2 separate regions of the Homo sapiens genome follow, and region 2 is linked to region 1. A link is a loop called in an ENCODE intact Hi-C map of the cell type or tissue named here. Cell type or tissue: mammary epithelial cell. All regions are shown on one strand. Links, peaks and the distances in the headings refer to the core of each region. The heading gives the core; the rest is flanking DNA. Region 1 has its middle 34 kb from the start of S100A7. Region 2 has its middle 13 kb from the start of S100A7A.

Region 1 (9,587 bases), core at 3,937-6,436:
CCTTGCCCTTAATTGCTGGACTCTGACACCTAGTTTAAACCTGTTTATTTTTAGCTCTCGTGCTACCCACCTTGTGAGCTGTGACTCTACAATAGCAGAAGTGACGGTGGTAAAGGCAGTGGAGTGGCTGTGGTAGTGGCAGCGGAGTGGCGGTGGTAGTGGCAGTGGAGTGGCGGTGGTAGTGGCAGTGGAGTGGCGGTGGTAGTGGCAGTGGAGTGGTGGGGACAACAGTGCGAATCACAATCAGGGAATTCAAGGGCACAAATGGGAACATTCAACCACTGCCATGAAACTGCAAAACTTGAAGGCTCTAACACTGAACCTTCAAATTTATTAAAGTTCTATCTCAATCCTAAAATTAAAGCCATATAGTGGCCTTTTCCTCCTGAACCCCGAGGTGGGGTGGTGCAGAACACTCCTGGACAAGTGGGATTGGGCCGAGTTCACTGCAAAAGGAGGGATGAAAGCGGCTTTCCCGAATTCCTCACCCACCATCATTCCTCCCGTCTCAAACAGGAGGACGAGAGAGTCAAATACTGAGCAAGGTAAATGGAATCGCCACTTTGGGAACTCTGGATGCATGCCACTTCCTTTCCCCGGGAGGAAAGGCCCCTCCAGGCCTACCTGGTCCTGGAGCTGGACAGGGCCCATCCAAGAGTCCCACCCTGAGGGCGGGAGCCGCCACCTGTTGTCAAGTCTGAAAAGCCACCATCTGGGCTTCCTTCCCAGGGATTGATTCATCCTTACGTCTGTCCTGGCAGCCTTCGCAGATTACAAAACCCTCTTTATCCCATTTAGTTTTTATGACAGCAGTCAGAATGGTGACTTCATCTGAGCCCCAGCCAACCTCACGGTGTAATATGAATCCCTCCTAATGACGAAACGAGACATTATCCCTTTTGCTTTGATTTTTCACTGTTGCTGCTGCTGCTGTTAGGCCCTGCACCTGGCAAAAGTAAGTGCAATACTCATCTGGAAGTGAGTGATTGAAAACTCTAGACAAAAACTCTGCAAGCAAACCAAAGAGGTTAATTTGTCTGAAGACACAGAGCTAACAGAGGCTAACAGAGGCTGAGCTGTGATTCACACAGCAGTCAATCTGACCCCACAGTGCTGCTGTTTCATAGATGACGAAAACAAGACTGGGAGAGGTGAAGTGGCTTGCCCAAGCCGCAGGGCTGGTGAAGAACTGAAGGAGACTTAACTCAGAGCTCCAGATCCCTAAGGCAGGCACTCATGCTTTCTTTGAAGAAATGGGGGACTCCACTGACTTCTGAGAGAGGAAACACCTACGCAATCCGCTGACAGTCTTGGTTGGCAAGCCACAGAGTGTGACACACAAGATAGAAGAGGGAGGCACTGAAGCCTCCTCAGTTGTCTTGGGGTGGGAGGTCCAGGAAACCCCACCATCACCCCTCAGCATGTTTGAAGAACCCCATCTCCAGCCCAGGACCCCATAAGCCTTTCACCAAATCCCTTCCCAGCCCCTCCCCGCCCCCCACTCAGCACTCATGATCCCTCCCCTCTGCCAAGCATCCCCACCCACAAAGCCCCTCACAGTCAGCCCCTGACTTCCAGCCTAGCCTGGTCAGAGCACTGCCCCTCACAAAGCTAGGAACTCCCCAGCTGGGGCTGCTTCTTCCCCATCAGGCAGACATCTGCCGTTGCCCTTCTGCACCCCTCTCCTCCCACTGCTAAGGGCAGGGAGTTCAGACCTGGAAGTTCAAGAGAAAGAGATGAGTTCTTGTCTCTACCCCTCCCCAGGTCTTCATTTCTACCCACTCCCAGGAGTGTCCGGCCTCTGGGGAGTTTTTCCTCATAGAGGAAGGAGGAATATGTTGCCCAGGAGACAATGCCAGCCTCCACTCTGTGAATTCAAGGTGAATCCTCGTGGTTGAAACTACAGGAGGAAAAACAGAGACTGAGGTGGCTTTGGTCTCGCCGTCTAAGTAAACTCTAGCACAGGTGCCGTGGGGTGTCCCTCACACAAAGCCAAAGCACTCAATCTACAGTGCACCTTGAACCCACCACACAGGTATTCTTAAACACAAGAGCTTGCCTCCTCTTTCCCTGCAAACCCCAAGGACTTGGTCTTCTTGCCTCCCCTCTGCAGTAATTCTGCCACTCCTCTGTTCCTTGGGTTTGCAGTAGTCACTGCTGGTCACCAACCATCCACCAGTCCCCTCTCCTTCCTTCTTGCTGGCAGACCACACCTTCCACAACAAAGGCCAACAATGCCAAAGACTTGGTCTCCAAGCCTCCTGTGCCTCTAGAAGTGGCCTAGATGGGACCTAGTTCTGGCTGGTGATATGAAGGAGATGTCTTCTGGAGAGTTTATGAGAAAGATTTTCTGCCTTTCTCCAAAAAAACAAAAAAAAAAAGTTTTGGGAGAAAAAAAAAAGTTCCCTGCACTCCCTATTTACTTTGTTTTGGTTTTTGTTTTGTTTTGGTTTGTTTTGGTTTGGTTGGTTTTTTTTGAGACAGAGTCCTGCTCTGTTGCCCAGGCTGGAGTGCAGTGGCGCCATCTTGGCTCACTGCAACCTCCTCCCCCCGAGTTCAAGCAATTCTCCTGCCTCAGCCCCCTGAGTAGCTAGGACTACAGGCATGCACCACCATGCCCAGCTAATTTTTTGTATTTTTAGTAGAGACAGGGTCTCACCATGTTAGTCAGGCTGGTCTCGAACTCCTGATCTCAAGCAATCCACCTGCCTTGGCCTCCCAAAGTACTGGGATTACAGGCATGAACCACTGCGCCCACCCCTATTTACTTTGGACATTGTCATGGAAGGAGCTGTGCTTATTGCTTCTCAAGAAGAGAGAAAAGAATTACCGTGAAACTGGAATGGTTGAGCTGCAGGGATCTCTTATCTCTAGATTTCTTATTATATGAGATAATAAACTTATATTTATAATCCACTTTAAACCAGTTATTTTATTTGTTTACAACTGGAAGGATCTCAAATGGTACAAATTTCCTTTTCCAAGACTATTCCTATTCCAAGAATAATATTCTTGGAATTCCTATTCCAATATTCTCAGAATTTCCTATTCCAAGAATAATGAAGGGACACTCAATCTCCAGCCACCCTCTCTGTTGCCACCCAGAAATTGGACATAATCCATAAGTCCCAACCAGACACTCTCTGGCCAAGGGGTCCACTTGGGCTGAACTCCTGCCTCCTGCCTGTATCACTAGGAAAAGAAGGGATTGAGCAAATATATGGAAAACGGAAGATGGAATCAGATAATGAAACCCCCATGAGAAGTTTGGGGGTGAGAAAAATGATGCTTGAGTTATTCCACTTGGCTTTTTCCACTGATGCAGCTTGGCGTGACACCTCTACTATTTTCTCTCTTTTTTTTTTTTTCTTTTGAAATGGAGTTTTGCTCTGTCGCCCAGGCTGAAGTGCAGTGGTGCAATCTCGGCTCGCTGCAACTTCTGCTCCCCAGGTTCAAGCAATTCTCCTGCCTCAGCCTCCCCAGCAGCTGGGACTACAGGCACAGGCCACCACACCCAGCTAATTTTTGTATTTTTAGTAGAGACAGGGTTTCATCACGTTGTTCAGGCTTCTCTGGAACTCCTGACCTCAGGTGATCTGCCCATCTTGGCCTAAAGTGCCGGGATTACAGGCGGGAGCCACCACGCCCAGCCCCCTCTACTATTTTCTAAATATCCAGGTATGTGACTTCTTCCTTCTGTGACTTCCTCCTCTTTATTAAATCAGCATACCAATTCTAACCCCTCCAGCCCTTGCGTGTGAGGCCCTCCACGGCCCACCCCAGGCATGTTCCTCCCCAGGAGCTGTAGCACAGTCTGCTCCAGTCTGACAGGTCTCACGGTGGCCACCTTCCGAGCCCAGATCAAGTCCTGTCAAGTCCTGCTTGCTCTGTGAAGCCTCCCTAACCACAACAACCCTTCTGCCCTCTACCTTCCACAAATGCTTGAGATTGTATTTCCTCCATCACTTTATCCAGTCTTGTAATTACACAATCATCATCATTTGGCTACCATAAATGTTTGTTTCGTGTAACGAAAACCAGGACCCTACTCTTGAGGTCATGGCCCCAGAGCAAATAGCTGGTGAGGCCACCCTGGCTTGCAAATTCTCAGCCCATGGGAGCAGGCTCTGCCTGCCTCAATTCTGAATCAAAGAAGGACATGTTCACAAAGACTTTATTTGTGAACAACATGTTTTCCATCACCATGCCAACACAGGCTTAATCTTCCATCATCCAAAGCAGCACATCTCATAAACCACAGCTAACATCTTTAACAAACAAAGCGCAGCTTTTTGTGACTGCTTTCACAGGTCTTAGGGTATCATCTCTGCTATCTGCACCACAAACACTATCTCTGGCCACTTCAAGCTTTTCTACATCTACCTCCAAAATAGAAATCTTTATATAGTCTTCTCTACTAGAATCTATAAATTAAAAATTCTGAACTGCATTTGATGCCTACATGTCAGCAGGGGCCTCTCTGTTCGTAACTACCACCACCCTGCCCTGATTCCACCCTGCACCCCCCGAATATGTCCAAAGCCCTCGCCAAGATTCCCACAAATTACAGGAGTCTGTATATTCTGGTGCTCATTTCTGCCTATGGAACCTGTATTCATGCATGAAATATCTGGCCTATACCTTGAGCCACATGCAAAATTCAACCCTTATCTCAATTTCCACCCAACACAAAACAACACAGATGGAAAACATCAACACATTCATGAATGTAGATGATGTTGTTAAATATCAGGATGGGAGATTCTCAGTGAAGCATCATTTCCATCTAAAAAGGAAAGCCACTAGATTTTCCTGAGGTTAGAGAAAATTCAGAGTGCAGCAGAGGAGGAGAGTCTTCCTCAAAACCAAGTGCCACTAAGGGGCATGGAGGCAAAGGAAAAGTCAACCCCCCCACCCCTAGGCAGGTCCTGCTTGCTAGGGGCTGAGCTTCTGGTGAGCAGAACCTTGGCATGGATGATGTCTGATTTCAGCAACAAAGAGGGGAGCTGGAGATTGAGTGTCCCTCCCTAATTAGTCTTGGAAAAGGAAATTTGCAACAGTTGGGAGCCTTTTGATTGCAAAAAAAATACATTAATTGATTTAAAGTGGATTATAAATAGAGGATTATTATTTCATATAATGAGAACCTAGACATAAGAGGTCCCTGGTTTGGTAAATTCTGCAGCTCAACCATTCCAGTGTCTCTGTAATTATTTTCTCTCTCCTCAAGAAGACCATGCAGACCTCCCCTGCCAAAGCCAAGGTATGAAGCAGGATGGCACCTTCCCAGCTCCCACCAAGCCCCTCCCCACCTTCCTTCTGAGAGCCCTTTCCATCAAACCATCTCCTCCCTTTTCCCTCCTTCCTCTGCCTGCCCTCTCCTGCTAAGGTCTACTCCGCCCCCTGCTGGCCAATCTTGGCAATGGCCTAGGTCTATTACGAGACCCTTCCCCTGGTCCCACCCACTTTCTAAATTAAGAGTACTGATGTCACCCCTCACCCAACCACTGCTCCCAGGAGGCCAGGGGACACATCATTGACTTCTTGCCATCAGACTGGAGGTGAAAGAGGGGGGATCAGTTTTGGGGTCACTCTGACCCACGCAGGGAGAAGCTATGGTGATGCCCTATCCTTACCGTGAGACTAGGAGCTCCTGTGGTCATGAGTGGTCTTCCCCTGAAATAAGAGCTCCCTAGAGGTCACTCTTTGGTTAGGGCCACAGGCTCTCATTCTGAGTCCCTCGGGCCAGCTGAGGGAAAGCTACTGGAGCAAAGCAACAACAAGCAAGGGCGAGCATGGTAGGTGAACACCCAGCTGGGGAGGACAGGCTGGCCCCAGGGGACATTTGCTTGGGGTCACACCTGCTCTGAACTGCCCTGAGACAAAGAGGATCCACTCCCAAAGTATGTTGGATTTTTCCCAGAGATTATCCTATCCTTAAAATGCAGAACACATAAGATTCTCTTTGCCTGCTGGCCTGGCTTCCCCACCCGCCTCTCAGAACAGCAGGCTGTGACCTCATCCCTCCCCAGGACCCATGGCAGGTATTACCCCAGTGGCCCGTGCCTCACCCCACGCCCACCCCATCACCTCATCCTACAACCTCTGGGCTCCCCAGACAACAGCAGGGGTGACAGCACAGGCCAAGGCAGATGTGAACACTAGGAATCTTTAGCAAGAACTAAGGCCCCAAACCCAGCTCAGACGATCCAAGCCTCGGAGCACTCTGGAGCGGGGAAGCTCTGAGAGGCCACCAGGGAAGGGGCAACACTCCAGCCAACTCAGATGAGGTGAAGCCCACCTCTGCCTCCCTTGCCCCCAAATGCTTCTCTCCCAGGGTCTATCTTCCTGCATTCAATCCATTCAGCACCTGCTGGGGCCAGGCTGCCCTGGGCACTGGAAAAACAAAGATAAGACAGACAGGATTCTTGCCCTGTTAGAGCTGATGGTCTGAGAATTAAGAAGTCGTTGTTAATTTTTCTTTTTCTTATCTTATTTTCATTTATTAATGATAAAAAGTAACCCATCCTCATTACAGAAAACGCAGACTATACGAAAGCATGTAAATTAGAAAATAAGAACTATCCATTATGTTCCAAATTATTTTGTTTTTTATGTTATAATGCATCTTCCATTATTTTTATATTTTTATCTAATTAACGCATGTACATAGCTTTTTTAAAGTCAAATAGTTCAAAAAAATTTATAATAAAAAATTGGTATTCCCACTATGCAGCCATAAAAAGGAATGAGTTCATGTCTCTGCAGGGACATGGATGAAGCTGGAAGCCATCAATCTCAGCAAGCTAACACAGGAATGGAAAACCAAACACTGCATGTTTTCACTCATAAATGGGAGTCGAACAATGAGAACACATGGACACAGGGAGGGGAACATCACAAACCCGGGCCAGTCAGAGGGTAGGGGACAAGGGCAGGGAGAGCATTAGGACAAATACCTAATAGCATGTGGGGCTTAAAACCTAGATGACAGGTTGATAGGTGCAGCAAACCACCATGGCACATGTACACCTATGTAACAAACCTGCACACTCTGCACAGGTATCCCAGAACTTAAAGTAAAATAAAAAATAAAAATAATAAATAATAATAATAACAATTAAAAAATAAAAATAATAAAATTAGTATTCCCTGCCTTACCTGCAGTCCCTCTCCTCAAAAGGAATCAATCGTTTTAACAATTTCTCATCACTTATTGAGTGTACTCCCATCATTCTAATAACGTGGCTTACGTTTCTATTACTTAATGCATTGCCTTTAAACATTATCTGCGGAATGCCTACAATGAAAGATAGGGATATAACTCTCTTTTGTTCTACTTCCCAACTCTTCTCTATTCTCCTCCCCAGTTTTGATAGTTATATTATAATTTTAGTTCTTCTCTTGACTACCTTTGTAACTTTTAATAATAAGCCTAAGCCTCCCTTTGTTTTCAGACAGTGCCTCTGAACTCCCCACACTAGAAGAGGATATGTGTGTCTCCCCGCTTCCCTCCAACCTCCCTCCTCACCTTCCTCCTCCCACCTTCTGTCAGTTACAACTTTACTTGTCATGTAAACACTGTCATGTAAAACACTGACATTCTGTTCTGGAATCATAATTAAGTCTTTGGGCTTTGTTTATAGATCTGTTAAAAATAATCAAAAACCAGAAAATAGTGTTTACATTATTATGGCAACATTATTATTGTTTATTACAAAGCTAAGATGACACTTCTTTCTGTAATGATCCAGAGTTACAACCTCTTGTCTCTTACAGAATAATATTCCTAGCATGTCAATAAAATTCTTTTTTTCTTTTTGCTATAGACTGAATGTTTGTGCCCCCAGTATTCATATATGGAAACCTAATCCCCAATATGATAGTATTTGTAGGTGCGGTCTCTGGGAGGTGATTAGGTCATGAAGGTGAAGCCCTCATGAATGGGATTGGTGTCCATAAAAAGACATTGCAGAGAGCCCCTTTACTCCTTCCACTTTGAGGACACAGTGAAAAGACTGCCATCTATGAACCAGGAAGCCGACTCTCACCAGACACTGAATCTGCTGGCACCTTGATCTTGGACTTGGAGCATCAGGAGCTGTGAGAAGTACATTTCTGTTGTTAAGCTACCTAGCTTATGGTATTTTTTTATAGCAGCCCGAATGGACTAAAAGTGCTAAGACACTTTAACTGTCAATTGCTCAGTATCATGCCACACTTTTTTTTTTTTTTTTTTTGAGATGAGGTCTTGCTCTGTTGCCCAGGCTGGAGTGCAGTGGTGCAATCACAGCTCACTGCAGCCTCGACCTCCCAGACTCAAGTGATTCTCCCACCTCAGCCTCCCAAGTAGCTGGGACTACAGGCACATGCCACCACACCGGGCTAATATTTTTTATCTGCAGAGATGAGGTCTTGCTACATTGCCCAGGCTGCATGCCATATTTTAGAGCGCTTTCTTCCTGGACCATTTTTTCTTTTATCTGAGGTCTCTAATTGCTTTGGGTTTTTTTTTTCTTTTGTTAAAAAAGAAATCTATACTTTTGCCTTATATTACTAATGTCTTCTAGTTTCTTATTCTATTACATGAATTCTATTACAAAGTCATTTTTCTGGAAACCCCCTTATTGAATGTCTTTGAAGATGCAGTTTTCTAGTCCTGCGTTTCTCCTTTTCTTCCAGGGCTATTGCTTATTCTGAATGTTATTTTGTCTTTTCTCTTTTGTGCTGGGAGTATTCTTCATATTTTGGTGATTCTACATCCTTAAGAATAAAAGGTTAAGTTAGTTTTTCTAAATAGCTCTTACATTGATGCAGGGTTTACTGTGCTATTGTGAATGTATATCGATTTTCCCAACTGGTTTCTCCTCTGCATAAGAAGGTTGCTTAGAAGTACCACTTATGGGACAGTCACAGTGGCTCAAATCTGTAATTCCAGCATTTTGGGAGGCCAAGGCAGCAGGATTGCTTGAGGCTGGGAGTTCAAGACCAGCCTGGGCAACATAGCAAGACCCCATCTCTACAAAATATTTTTTTTAATTGGCCAGGTGTGCTAGCACATGTCTGTAGTCCCAACTACTTGGGAAGCTAAGACAGGAGGATTGTTTGAACCCAGGAGCTTGAGGCTACAGTGGGCTAGGATCACACCACTGCACTCTAGCCTGGGTGACAGTGAGATTCCGTCTTAAAAAAAAAAAAAAAGACACCATTTATGGCCTGGCAAGCTTCACTTGAGGGTGAATTGACAGGAACCAGCTGTTTATGCTGGAACTGAAAAGGCTTTATTCTAGGGGGCCAAGGTAAACGAGCCAGAGTATGTGTTAATTTTTTTAAAGAAGAGCAGGACCTAGACAGCTATTGCTCTGCAAGCAGATGAGAAAGAGAGGAAAAGGGTTTGACTGCCCTAGCTGGTGCCTGGACAGACTTTCAGTTAACCCTAGCATTGCCTGTCCCTTCTCATTTCCACCCTACATGGTCAACTCATCCCTAAGTCTCTCTGGGGCTCCAAAGTGTAGGTCAGCTCCACCTCCTCCCCAGTCCTTTGCAGGCATCATATTCTGTTCTGAGGCTTCCTCCACTCTGTTTTA
Region 2 (9,587 bases), core at 4,496-6,995, 90 kb before region 1:
CAGAGATTCCCCAACGCTCAGGCAGGAGGCACCTGTGTGAGCCGCGAACCCACCACCAAGCCCCACATCCCACCCATCCTCAATGCCTCCAATTATGGCAGCCAGTGTTGTGATGCTTCACAGGTCCTTCAGGAGCAGGACTGAGCCTTAATTGCATTCCTGAGGTGACATCACAACACTTAACTTGCTAAGATTAACTCAACCAGTTTCAGGGGCCCACATCCCTTGGAGCAGGATCTGAAGCATCTAAGAATCACAAAAGGTCCCATTATCTGTCTCCCTGCCTCAGAGCTTGTCCTCTCAGCTCCAGGGCTTGGGTGGGGTCAGACACACACTTAACTACATCTCCCTGGGGTGTCCTCCCTCCATTAGTGAACCCCCAAACTCCACTGTCATGAAGCACATTCATTCCTTCATTCATTCAACGAATATTCTTGAGTACCTACAGTGTGCCAGGCCTTCTGCTAGGCAATATGCATCAGATACAGGGCCAGCTCACAGGGTGGGGACATGTGAGGGGACAGTCACACACTGTCACTAGGCACATGGAAGCCAACTGAGTGACACAGACAGGTGCTCCAGGCACCCAGAAAGGGACACCTTCCACCTGGGGAGTTGGGGGGGACTTCCTTAGGGAGGCGATATTTCAGCTGCGACTTGAAGAGACATTTTGAGTTGCAAGGAGGAAAGGAGAACCAGGCACTCTAGACAGAGGATATGGCACAGGCAAAGGCCCGGGGCTGTAAAAGAGCGCGGCCCCCTCAGGGGATGGAGTCCACAGGGTGCACAATGAGAAGTTAGAAGAAACAAGGCTGGAGAGGCAGGAGGGAGACAAGACCGGAAGACCCTGTGCCAAGCTACAACTGTGACTTTATCCTATCCAGCTCATAGTCTGTCAGTGGAGGCAGACATCTAGCCAAAACTCCAAGGTACTGTACTTAGAAAAGCACCACAGACTTGGTGCCAAACACGCATCTCCCACCTCACAACCCCCACTACCCATGGCCAGGGCAAGACTGTGATACACAAACAAGAGAGGAAGCTAATAGAGGATTTTTTAAATCAGTTGGGTGATGGACGGGAGGTGAAAGAGAAGTGGTAGAACCAGATTTGTTTACTAGTAAATCACCGACTGCAATGTGGAAGTCACCCTACTCTGAGAGGGGCCAGACCTTCAGGCTCGACATCCCTACAGATGCTACCTGGGCCCCTGAGTGAGTGACAGGTGGGGTCCCCTCTGCCAACTCACCCCAACACAAGACTTCTCCCAGCCGGCCCCTTCTACTTGGCCCCATTTCACCCCACACAGCTCCCTTGGGAGGGCCTGCACAGGCTGATGACTGAATCTTCCAGAATGGGGCGCCAAAGGGCAGGTCATCAAACCAGAGACTCCATCTATGCATCTCTGAAGGCTGGAGAGAAAATCATAGGTAGATACCGAAGCCAACAGCTTTTCCAGTTTGCTGGGTGAGCCTTCATCTACTCAACATAAAGATTTCCCCAGCAAACAAGTGGTTCATCAATACACTTTCCTGTTTCTAAACTAAAAACATGGCTTGAATTTCTCAGCATTGCCAAGCTAGAGCTACAAAAAATTGTATCGAATTCTTTGGTTCAGCCATCATTACCCTGGCAATTTCTCCCAAAACAATTAATTAAACAGATATTTTAAAAATCATCAGGAAAATGTCCACCATTGCAATATCCATAACCAAGAAACAAAAATAAAAGCAAAACCTTAAAACTATCTAATTAACAAATTTGGTATACCCATATGGCTTACTGTTGGACAATTGCTGGATAACAGCTTGTTGTTTAGAAGAAACTTCATTTCTGACCTATGGCTGGGGATGGGGGGCAGACTGCACTCCTTTTCACCCTACCTTTTGTTCACTCTGGGACAAAACAGCCCCCTACGCCATGCCAATACCCAGTGATGATCCCTTGCACAGCTGCGCTGTAACTGCACTTTTTGCTTAATGTTATGCTGTGGACATCTCACATGCTTAATCAATGCTAGCCTGATTTTTGGCGAGTACATAGCGATCATCTGTTTGCATTTATCAAAATTTGTCTTATGAATCCATTATTGTTAGACATTAAATTACTTTTATTTATACATTTTAATGTCAACTCTTCCTTAATGTTTATCAGAATTTTGCCACGTGTTAGGTGCTAGGTGCACCTGTGCTAGGTGCTGTGGAGAAAGGGGGCGGAAATGAATTGAATAACATTCTGCCTTCCAGAAACTCATAGTCTGTAGGTGGAGACAGACATTTGGCCAAAACTTCAGGTTACTGTACTTAGAAAAGAACCATAAACATGGTGCCAAGCATGCATCTCCCATGTCACAACCCAACCACCCATGGCCAGGACTAAGATTGTGATCTTGACAAACACAGTCTTCATGTCTTTCCAGTGTGCAGACCAGACACTGAAAACAATGTCCCGTGACATCCAGAAGCCAGTACAGCAAAGGAGTAGCGCTTTCTGGTGAAATTGAGAAAGGAGGTTACCCGAAACTGGCCCTGAAGCACCCCCATCCCCGCTTCGGCCGCACCCAGGGTTTTAGACACCTCAAGAATTGGAAATACTTCAAGCAGGATAATATTCAATTTCTGACTAAGAGGGCGGTGAGGTGGTGGTGAAGAGGATCAAGTAATTACCTTAAAAATTAAAGAAATCTCATATGGTACTTGAGACGATGAATCGGGTTATACTGATGGAATATTTAGGGATTTTTGCCAGTTCTTACCAGTGTATATCTATTTTCTTTTTTCCAGACCTTTTTTATCTTTAGGATTAGAGCAACCTGATATCCCAGTCAACAGCCTCAAGAGTATCTGAAATGTGTGTTAGATGGGCTGTGCTTGAAGGGGGAGCTGCTAGATGCATTAGAATCCTCACAGAAAATGTGATAAAGAGAAAGAAAGGGTACATTATTGCCGTGTAGAGAAAAAGAATAGGATTTGAGCATAGGGAGTCCCTAGGCTGCTTCTGTAGGACCAGGAGGCTGCTGGAGAGTGAGAAGATGATTAACAGTATTAAGTTCTTCCTCTTTGCTGAGCACTGCTCCATGGGCTTTACATCCACCCATTCATCTCATCTTCTTAACAATTGCTGAAAAAGCCCAAGGAATGACAATTACAGGAGCATGCTGGGGACACAGCTAGTAATGCAGAGGCACATTTCTAACCCAGGCCCATGGGCCCCACATACCTGTTCTCAACCACTACATTACCTTGTCCCCGAATAACAGGAAATCCAACCTTAGGGAGAGCAGGAGAAGGGCCCCATGGTTAGAGGAAAGAGCTGGAACAGAGGTGCTCAGGTAGGAGCCAGCCTGGGCTGACAGAGGGGCAGAAAGAAGGGCTGGAGTGGTGTAAATGGAGCCCAGAAAGACAGGAGATGAGGTCTGAGGGGCAGGCAGAGGACAAGCCAACGAGGACTTTGCAAAATTTGGACTTTAAGCAGGATGGGAAGCCACTAAAAGTTTTTAGTAAGGGATATGCCATGTTCATAGCAGCTTTACATGCTATTGTAAAGCTGATAGTTCTCCCAAACGTAACCTATAGATTCAGTGCAATCCCAGTCCCAAAGTCCTTGCTGGAATTTTTGTAGAAATTGACAAGTTAACTGTAAAAAGTATATAGACAGGCCAAGAATAGCCAAGGGAATCATGAAAAAGAAAAGACATGGGAGGATCTACAGTACTAGATGTTAAGATTTATCATAACAGCTCCGGTAACTAAGATACTGCCTGGCTGGTTCAAGGACAGTCACATAGATCAACAGAACTAAATAGAGGTCTGAGAAAAAGACACACACGTATGGTATATTTATTCTGTGACAAAAGTGGCACTGCTGAGCACAAGCTTTTCAATACATTTTACTGGATCAACTGGATGCTCATGCTCATGAAACTAGACCACACAAGCAGACAAAATGACAATTCCAAGTGGATTGTAGGTCTAACTGTGGAAAGTAAAGTCATAAAGCCTCAGTAGCATATGCAAAGATATTCAAGACCTCAGTCTTGAAGATTTACTTCTATATTTTCTTCTAAGAGTTTTAGTTTTAGCTCTTATGTGTAGGGCTGTGACCTATTCTGAGTTAATTTGTGTGTATGAAGGAAGGAAGGGGTCCAGCTTCATTATTTTGCATGTGGCTGTCCACTTGTCCCAGCATCATGTGTTGGAAAGACTATTCTTTCTCCATTGAATTGGCTTGGCGGGCTTGTTGAAAATCAATTGACTGTGAATGTGAAGGCTGAGAACACTTTATCATGAACTGTTAGCTTCACCTATGTAAAGATATCTTCTCTCTGCTCTACCTCCTGTCGAAATCTGACACGACTCTTGCTCAAAACAAGCTTTGTTTCCTGAGTTCCGTGGCCTTGTCTCATGTGGAGCAATCATGTCACATTAACCCCCTCCCCACCCCCACTCCACGTCCACCCTGTGGGCCACGGCCCTGCCCTTTCCCAGCTGTTTTATGATCTGCTTTTTCAATTAGGACTATGTTTAAAACATCTCCCCAGTTCTTAAATATTTTTGAGTGATTGATTCCAAATAGCTACATTATATGGAATTCCAGAACCATTCTGACTAACAACACTTTTGACGCCAAATGTGTGGGGGTTATATTTCCTTTTTTTAAAATCCCCACACCAACCAATTCTCCAACACTCTGAACACCATCGGGGTATCGTGCAATTCCGTTCTGATCCTAACTACCAAGAGTTAGCACAGACCCCACAAGGTGAAGGCTCAGCCCCACAACACTGCCCCCACTGCAGATGCCAATCGCAGCACCTGACCGCCCATACTTCTGACTGACTGGCTAAAATTGGAGGTTCCTACAAACCCCCTCCTCAGGTTAGATAATCTGCTACAAGAGTTCACAGGACTCAGGGAGGCACTTTACTCATGATTACTGGTTTATTACAAAGAGTACAACTCAGGAAAAGCCACGTGGAAGAGACACACAGGGCCATGTATGAGGGGCAGCATGGAGCTCCCAGGCCCACTCCAGGAGCCCACCCTTCCGGCACCCCACCTGCTCAGCAGCCCTACAGTTCTCTGAACCCCATCGTTTGGGGTTTCTATGGCAGTCACTTCATTTAGGCATAGTTGATTAAATAATTGGCCACTGGTGATTGAAGTCCTTCCCCAGCCGCTCTGTGGAGGCCCAGTGTGGGGCTGAAAGCTCCAGCCCTCTAATCACATGGTTGCTTCCTCTGGCAACCAGCCCCATCCTGAAGCTATCTAGGGGTCCACCAAGAGTCACCTCATTAGCACACACTCAGCATGACTGGAAGGGGATTGTTATGAATAACAAAAGATGCTCCCTCTCCCCTGTCATTCAGGAGATTCCAAGGATTTCAGACGCTCGGTGTCAGGAACAGGGACAAAGACCAAATGTCCATTTCGTATCATCACAGGGATTCCATGTGTATAGGCATCAAGATTTACTTAACCCACCATTACTAAAAATTTAATTATTTTTATCTCTTCCTGTTTCTACCACTTGATTAACAATTGTGTCCCCAATATACTATTTTATGCAGTGTCCTCTGGTAAGCATTGGAGAGAGAAAAGAATACAAATTAAGTAAGAAAAGCCCTCTGCCTTTCAGAAGCTTTTGGTGAAGATCTCTTTTTTTAACAGGTGCAAGATTGGTGCCCGACGTGGGACTCACAACCTACAGAAGGGCGGGAACCACGAAGGACCCAGCCACGTGGTACTGCCTCCGGCGACAACCAGGGCGAGGTGGGTGCTCGGTGGCGCCACCGTGTGGAAGCTTGGGAAACAGAAAACCAATTCTCTGCACTCAGGGCCAGAGTTTTGTCCTGGGCCTCTGACTGGGGCCAACTGTAACAGGAACAGCCCTTACAGTGTAAGTCAGAATCCTACAGTCCTCCTTGGCCAAGGAGCCTTCCTGGAGTCCCCCCCACCCCGCACTGCTTTCTCCAGCTTGCCAGTTTTACCTACACGGCCCAGCCTCGTCTTAAAATTGGGCGAGATGAGGAATGATCATTGCCAACTTGAAATTTGGTTGAACAGATACATTTCTCAGGGTACGCTTGGGTCACTTCCTAGCACTGTCTGTGTATGCGGCCTCCGAGAAAGCAACCTCCCTTATCAGGCTAACAGAATTGACAGTAAATCCTCCCAGCAAACCCATTCGACAGGATGGTGGGTGTTAGTCCAAACTGCACCATTTTGTAAGCCCCCTGCCATTTTGCGGACCCTGGTCAGAGTGAAACATTCCATGTGGATTCAGGCCGTGAGAAACATCCTGCCTAACCACCTGACCGCAAGGCACAAGAGCATCCTTATCATACCCTGCTGGGCAAAGGCGCAACTGAAGGAACATCCCCATCATATCCTGCGGGGCAAAGGTCCAAGAAACAGCCTATCACATCCCGCTGGAAAAAGGTCCAAACCGCCTGATCACAGGAACATCTTATCAATATCCTCCCGGCGAGCTAGCCATACTGCCCAGACCCCCACCTAGACCTATAAATTACCCCAGCCTGTAAGCGGCAGGGGGCTCTGGCATTAAGCTTGTCCCCCACCTCCTCAGGTCTTGTGCTGGACATAAAACCTGCATTTCCATAGAGCCACCAACTCTCTCTGTGTCTTTTTTTAACCCTTGCCTTCCCTTCAAAACCTAACAGTGGGACCACAGGCTCTGGGCTGCAGCTGGGTGTTCTCATCCTCCAGTGTGGATGGCTCACAGCAGAACTGAGTCCTAATAACCTCTTGTGAATGCTGCAGAACTCTCTCTCTGTCTCTCTGTCCCGCTCCCCCAACTGCTGCACGAGTCCAGAGATGCAGCTGGCCAGCACCACCCAGAAGGACCCCAAACAGAACAGCTGGCTGTCTTGGAACATTCCCGTGGCTCCCTCTGCCCTGTCCCTCTCACCGTGGCTCCTGGAAGTGCTCTATGGCCTATTGAAAGGATGCCCCTACAAAGCTTCCCCTGGTTCCCCCACCTGAAAAGTGATTTCTCCTCTTCCAAATTCCCACACACTTTATCTGAACCTTTTTGAAGACACCTGCCTCACTTGCTAGTTTGGCCAATGTTTATGGAGTTCTCTGCACTGGAGGCTGGGGGCACAATATAAGACATGGCTGGGCGGCAGCAAACATAGCATATGTGTGGCCAGGGCTGTCACTGAGACATGCAGGGACATGGGGATGATGGCTCTGCCTGGAGAAGGCTTCACAGAGAAAGTGACCACTGAACTGCCTGGGGACCTGGGGGCTTCCGGGCTCTGTCCCACTCTACTCTCTCACCACCCAGTGCCTTATATTGGAGTTCTCTCCTGGGGCCAGAGCATTGCTCAAAGCATGGTCCACATCCACTCCATCTCCCTGCCACCCTGACACCTGCACACCCAGAACAGAGTCAGCACTCACAGCATAAATGAATGGATAAAATACAGCAAAAAGAACAAATTGCTTTCTGTCCTCTTCCCCCAGCAACTTGAGATCTTCTAGAGACCCAGGAGTATGTTGCTTCTACTTCAGGCTGGGGAGAGGCGAGCTCCCCAAAACGATAGAGGAGATGAAGATATCAACCAGCCAAATTCCTGTTCACAATCAGCCTGTTGTGAGCTCTCCTGGGGGATCAGCAGTGGCTGGGAGGTTGGATGTGTGATAGGATGGGGTGGGTTTATGGAGAGTGTTTGTTCCAGACATGACACAGGGGAAAGGCTCACAGGGTTCAACCTGATGAGCAGGTGCAAAAGATAAGGCCCCTATTAAAGCTAATTTGCTAAGATTTTGATTTTAGCAAAAACAAATGATCAGTTTTTTGGATGTCTCAAATATGTTTGATATTTTTGGAGAGGTTCCAAGATGGCCGAATAGGAACAGCTCCAGTCTACAGCTCCCAGCGAAGCAGAAGACAGGTGATTTCTGCATTTCCAACTGAGGTACCGGGTTCATCTCACTGGGGCTTGTCAGACAGTGGGAGCAATACAGTGGATGCAGCCCACAGAGCATGAGCTGAAGCAGGGTGAGCATCACCTCACCCAGGAAGCACAAGGGGCCAGGGAATACTTTTCATAGCCAAGGGAAGCCGTGACAGACGGCACCTGGAAAATCAGGTCACTCCCACCCTAATACTGTGCTTTTTCAGTGGTCTTAGCAAACAGCACACCAGGAGATCATATCCCGTGCCTGGCTCGGACAGTCCCACACTCACAGAGCCTCGCTCACTGCTAGCACAGCAGTGTGATATCAAACTGCACGGCGGCAGTGAGGCTGGGGGCAGGGTGCCCGCCATTTCTGAGGCTTGAGTAGGTAAACAAAGCAGCCAGGAAGCGCGAACTGGGTGGAGCCCACCACAGCTAAAGGAGGTCTGCCTGCCTCGGTAGACTCCACCTCTGTGGGCAGGGCATAGCTGAACAAAAGGCAGCAGAAACTTCTGCAGGCTTAAGCGTCCCTGTTTGACAGCTTTGAAGAGAGTAGTGGTTCTCCAAGCACGGAGTTTGAGATCTGAGAACTGACAGACTGCCTCCTCAAGTGGGTCCTTGACCCCCAAGCAGCCTAACTGGGAGGTACCTCCCAGCAGGGGCCAACTGACACCTCATACAGCCAGGTGCCCCTCTGAGACAAAGCTTCCAGAGGAACAATCAGGAACCAACATTTGCCATTCTGCAATATTTGCTGTTCTGCAGCCTCCGCTGGTGACACCCAGGCAAACAGGGTCTGGAGTGGACCTCCAGCAAATTCCAACAGACCTGCAGCTGAGGGTCCTGACTGTTAGAAGGAAAACTAACAAACAGAAAGGACATCCACGCCAAAACTCCATCTGTACGTCACCATCATAAAAGACCAAAGGTAGATAAAACCACAAAGATGGGGAGAAGCCAGAGCAGAAAAGCTGAAAACTCTAAAAATCAGAGCACCTCTTCTCCTCCAAAGGAACGCAGCTCCTCACCAGCAACGGAACAAAGTTGGATGGAGAATGACTTTGACGAGTTGAGAGAAGAAGGCTTCAGATGATCAGTAATAACAAACTTCTCCGAGCTAAAGGAGTTTGTTCAAACCCATCGCAAAGAAGCTAAAAACTTTGAAAAAAAGATTAAATGAATGGCTAACTAGAATAGACAGCATAGAGAAGACCTTAAATGACCTGATGGAGCTGAAAACCATGGCACGAGAACTACATGACTCATGCACAAGCTTCAGTAGCCAATTTGATCAACAGGAAGAAAGGGTAGCAGTGATTGCAGATCAAATGAATGAAATGAAGTGAGAAGAGAAGTTTAGAGAAAAAAGAGTAAAAAGAAATGGACAAAGCCTCCAAGAAATATGGGACTATGTGAAAAGACCAAATCTAAGTCTGCTTGGTGTACATGAAAGTGAGGAGGAGAATGGAACCAAGCTGGAAAACAGTCTGCAGGATATTATCCAGGAGAACTTCCCCAATCTAGCAAGGCAGGCTAACATTCAAATTCAGGAAATACAGAGAGGGCCACAAAGATACTCCTCGAAAAGAGCAACTACAAGACACATAATTGTCAGATTCACCAAAGTTGAAATGAAGGAAAAAATCTTAAGGGCAGCCAG

Evidence for each region. Peaks named below come from ENCODE experiments on the same cell type or tissue, not always from the same donor. Only the 100,000 strongest peaks of a DNase experiment are listed, where the experiment ranks them.
Region 2: it touches region 1 in a loop (9-fold over the local background); 13 of 110 quality-filtered maps call a loop at or near these places.

The regions. Positions count from the first base shown.
Region 1 is chr1:153,489,683-153,499,269 of GRCh38, forward strand. No RefSeq gene overlaps it. Among named protein-coding and RNA genes, the nearest start is that of S100A7, 34 kb to the left of the region's middle. In mammary epithelial cell, for the core only: CTCF peaks have their summits at 3,943 and 5,406 (motif pointing left); no DNase peak of the experiment used is centred there; H3K27ac peaks cover 891 bases.
Region 2 is chr1:153,399,137-153,408,723 of GRCh38, forward strand. It overlaps a transcript of S100A8 not described here. Among named protein-coding and RNA genes, the nearest start is that of S100A7A, 13 kb to the right of the region's middle. In mammary epithelial cell, for the core only: a CTCF peak has its summit at 5,791 (motif pointing left); no DNase peak of the experiment used is centred there.